Linked DNA regions of Homo sapiens: region 1 is linked to region 2. Evidence: chromatin loops called from intact Hi-C (ENCODE). Cell type or tissue: mammary epithelial cell. All regions are shown on one strand.

Evidence for each region. Peaks named below come from ENCODE experiments on the same cell type or tissue, not always from the same donor. Only the 100,000 strongest peaks of a DNase experiment are listed, where the experiment ranks them.
Region 1: a loop joins it to region 2, with 12 times the contacts of the local background. A loop is called at or near these places in 2 of 110 quality-filtered maps.

What each region holds. Positions count from the first base shown.
Region 1 is chr4:124,485,447-124,487,946 of GRCh38, reverse strand. No RefSeq gene overlaps it. Among named protein-coding and RNA genes, the nearest start is that of LINC02516, 72 kb to the left of the region's middle. In mammary epithelial cell, a CTCF peak has its summit at 1,337; no DNase peak of the experiment used is centred here.
Region 2 is chr4:125,243,681-125,246,180 of GRCh38, reverse strand. No RefSeq gene overlaps it. Among named protein-coding and RNA genes, the nearest start is that of FAT4, 70 kb to the left of the region's middle. In mammary epithelial cell, a CTCF peak has its summit at 1,126; no DNase peak of the experiment used is centred here.

The sequences.
Region 1 (2,500 bases), 760 kb after region 2:
GGAAAGCTGAACAAAGAGTGAACTTTGCCAGGCCTTTTAAAAAGCCAGCTGTATGCATCTGCTTGTTAACATGTAGCATTATTCTGAGCTGGGAATTGTGTATGCAATTCACAGTGTACATGGGCCGTTTGTCCTGGGAACATATATTGTGACTGCCAAAACTAAATAGAGTTAGCCAGTTCCCATGAGTGGAATATGATGGTCCTGAAACAAAGAGAAAAAACTGAAAATAAAAGTGACTGCTCTGATTGTTAGGGTGGAAAATGAACTGGAAACAGAAGAAAAATATGAACCGAAACTGTTTAACTATTTACAAAACTTTTAAATTTAATGATTGCTAACAATGACAAAATATTGCAGTGTACCATTTTTCATTTTGGTAAATACTTTGATAAATAACATATTTAGAATATTAAAAGTAATATATGATATTCAGTGATGTAGTATAACAAGCTATGTTATGAGTAAAAATATTTGTATTTAGTTTAAAATTATAATTAACACTTGTAATTGTTTATTTATGCTAAATATAGAATGAATCTTAGATTCTTTTGAATGACAGATTGATTAAGATTAGGTTCAGAGGCATACAGCAGAAACAACCAACCAACCAAAAAACCCAGAGAGTGCAGGCTTAAATAAATAAAAACCTAGATAAGCAGTCTAAAGTAATTGGCCCAAGGCTGGTGTGGCAACTCCAAGAAGTTTTCAGGGCCTCTAACTTCATACTCTTTATTCTTGACATCTCTCAGTTCTACTCTCTTCTTCAAGGTTGAAAGAAGCCTATGGAACTCATTATCAAATCTCTATTCTTGAAAATAGGATGGAAGAAACAAGAAATAAAGGAGCCCCCCTCCAACAATTCACACCCTTCTTCCCCTCATATGCAAATATTTGCAAATTACCTTACCCAGATGCAAATGTTTCACATAGCTGCAATCATATTGTATATGTAATATTGTACTTTCTTCTTAGTTTATAACCCAAATTTTTAATTTAATTCATAATTTCACCTATTAGTCAATCCTCATGCATTCAGTAAGTATTAATTGATTATGTTCCTTCTATGTAATGCTAGGTGTAAGTGGTGAATAAGATGTGGATTCTCTCCTCATAAAATTTACATATTTAGGGGTTAATAATCTATATAGATTACAGTTCACAGGGACATGACCTTGGACATAGAATGCCATGATATTGCAATGTGTGTTTGGCATTTATGTGTCAATTTTCCATGGATCCTGTTTGGGAAAATATGACTCCTAGTGAGAAAATGTTGATCATGAGTCTCCACTCAGTGGACGGGGATGGAATGATGCTTCAGGAAGAAATGATAAGCTCTGCTTCACAGGTCACACAGATCACACACAGAATGTATGCATTCATTTTACTAGTAAACAAGATGGTTTACTACTGATCAGCCAAGAACTCATTTCTGGGATTACCAGACTGCATTTGTGTTTTCTTATCATGTCCCTTAGTAACAATGACAGAGAGTTGCTGCAGTACCGATGATTGCCTTGAAGGCCTTCCTTGTTTTTCCCTTCCTGGGATAATTCCTTCAAATCTTTCATGATTTCTTGGAGTTTGTCTGCTTTTATTACTGCCTGCCCTTCCAATTATGACTGGGAGTTCTTATAAATGGTTCCACAGACTATGTGGAAGAAGATAACTTTGGATGATTATTAGAGAAAGTAAGGGATGTTGTTGTGCAAGTGAAACAATATTGTGTTTAAAGAATTTACAAAATTTATTTCAAGCTTAGCTGTAAAATAAAATACCTTTGCTTGTTATCTTTTGAGTAGATAGTGAACAAATAAACCAGTAATGAATTCTTAGTTTTCTAAGTTAATTTTTATTTTGGAAATTTTTTAAAAATTACAACATTCATAATTACTATAGAAAATCAGAGAAAGTTGCTAAATAGAGATGAAAAATAAGATTGCCTATAACTCAATTATTCAGGGAAAACCATTCTAAATATTTTAATGGTTTATATATTTTAACTACCTCCCTATATACATATAACATTTTTTAACACAAATTGCTTATAATTTGCCACCTGTATTACCTACTCTTATCAATCAAAATAAAACTTAGGCATCCTTCCTTACCAGCAAATATATATATTGTAGATTGTTATTTTAATGTCAACATTACTTTACTATTTGAATGAAACATTATTTATATATAGATAGCCATGTTTATTTTTTGTACTATAAATAAAACTTTAATGGAATACTTATAAATAAATGTTTACATACTTGTTAATATTTCCTTAGGAAATATTTTTAGAGATAAGATTTGTAGATTAAGGACAGCACACATTTTAGTACTTTAAAACATAAAACCAAATGGTTCTTCAAGAAAGTTGGACCAATTATAGCAATCACATCCTCAACATGGCATTTTGTTTAATCGCTGGGGATGTTTGAAAAATGTTAACTTATTTTAAAAAATTTTTATTTATTTAATATTAAGATTGAAGATACCTGCCTAT
Region 2 (2,500 bases):
CAATATAGCATTTCTGTTTACTAACTTGCCTACCAAACTGTCTTTGGAGCATAATGTAAATTTATGCTTCATTAATGTCTATGTTAACTGATATTTACTTGCTCATACATTGATAATTGTTCTTCAGAATTGCTTTTCAGATTTTACATTTTTTCAAAAGCATCACATCTATCTAAATGCATTCATCTAGTAATTCGTATTAATTCTTGTGACGACATTTTGTGATGGTTACTTGAATCATCATTAAAACGTTACTTGTTTCCATCAAATAAAACATTGATGGAAAATGATTTCAGTTTGCATTACTGGATTAGAAATAGTTTCCTTCAAATTTTAAGTAGTCCAATTTCTTTCTTATGTAAGAATTATTTCCACAGTATTCAAAGTAAATTGGGACTTCTCTTTTGTTTTATATTATCTTTTTAAATTCTGTGGGTGCAACAGATTCTCATCTTGTTTCAAAATTTGTGATAATGTTTAGAATTCACAATACAATTAGATTAGGTGCTTGGAAGTCAGAATTCACGTATCTGATAGCTGAATGTAAGAGCTCTCATATCAGTCAAACTCACATGAGAAAGAAAGAAAATTTCAAGATATTCAACACTTTATTATAAAATAGGCTTTATGTTAGATGATCTGATCCAGCACCTCAAGAACGTATCACTGCATATCACTAACCCAGGAAAAGATCAAATTTCAAAATTCAAACGAAGTATGGCTTCTACTGACTGTACATTTCTTTGGCACCAACATAAAGTCAAAAAACTGTAAATAAAACTATCACAAATTGAGGACCATCTGTACTAGCATTTATAAGAAAGTTCTAATTCATTGCTAATTAAACATGTTCGAAAAGTAAATTACCATTCTTGTGATGATGTATGATTTGGCTATCTATGCATCTACAGTTCCTTATAAACCATAAAAGTCAAGGTATCAGTTTCTGCTTGGCTTAAATAGCATGCATGTTAGTGTGTACAGCCATTTTTGAAAAAGGGGTGCTTTCTGTGAAAGACAATATTAATCTCTCATCAATGGAGCTAAAAATGTCAGTAAACCATTTAAGTTTATTTTTCTTTGGATTGTCTGTCTCCATCCTGTTATTTTAGTTTTTGCATCACTAGGGGCCACTGTTGTCTTTTAAATATATTTCACAATTATGAACGTCTTTAAATACTATATCTGAGTAACTTCAAAATTGATCAATTTTAGAAATAGAAGGAGGTCATGTATTGTTTTTTAGGCAGTCTGCCTACTTGAAATGTTTTAAAATGATTTTTGAGTAATCTTAAAACAAAATGTGAAATTTTCTTTTAAAAATTGAGTCACTATATATACAAATGTAGATGTTATTCTACAAATTGATATTTATTTTACTCAAAGTCTCTGTTTATAGTTATAGAAAGATCACAAACCTACTTTCAGTGAAATGTCTTTGCAAAATAATGAATTATAAAATATGTTAATAGTAATCAAAGATAAGAAAGAATAATTAAAGCTATTGAGTGCCAAACATTGTTCCAAGAAAACTCCACTCACTATAGCATTTAATTCATATAACAACCCTATGAGTTATCTATCAATAATATTCTCAATGTATAGTTGGGGGCACAGAGGGCTTAAGTAAATGGCACAATTTACTTAACCATTTTAATGTACTTAACCAATTTAATGTAACCATTAGCATAATGTTACAACAGTTGACTAAAAAAAGTAGTAGATACAGGATATATGTGTATGTGTATGTACATATAAAAATATAGAGAATTATGTGTGTACACACATGCACACACACATTTTGATAGTGATGTCATTGTTTAGATCTACACAGCATCTGAGATTTTACCCTACTTGTAAGTTAGAAAATTAGCCTGGAACTGTTTTATATATGCTCATAAAAAAACACAAAAGTCCTGTAAAGGAGACAAAGGACTATATTACTCACAGCAAATGTAGTAGCCAGAGCTTCATATTTATACCAGTTTCCTCTGTCCTCCAGACCCACGGGTGTTTATACATGCAATGGATTGTACCGCAGCAGAGAAACATTGAGGTTGGGGAATGTATTGCTTTTATAGCAAGTGGGAACAAGCCTGCTTTCTGTCCAGGGGCAGATGCTACCTCTTCTCAAGGTTGGACACCATAATCACAACCTTGGAAGATGGCTCAAATAGCAGTCAGGACTTTGCATTTTTAGAATACCCAGCAAGAACATGCAGGAATGTTTAGGCTCCATGGCAGAGTGCCTGTTCAAACAGTCATCCATTGATTTTAATATGAAGTGGTTTTCATTTAATTTAATATTTTTATGGCTCACTCCTCAACCTCCAAAGGACAAGAAGAATGGATGACCGATGGCAATGCTGTAAAAGCAAGATAAAGAAAACTCTTCATATTTCCTCTGATTGCATTTCTTCTCATTTCTTGTAGGCAATATTGTTTGGCAGACTCAGCTTATTTTTGTTCTTGTTTTTCTAGATTGTTCCATTACATTTTC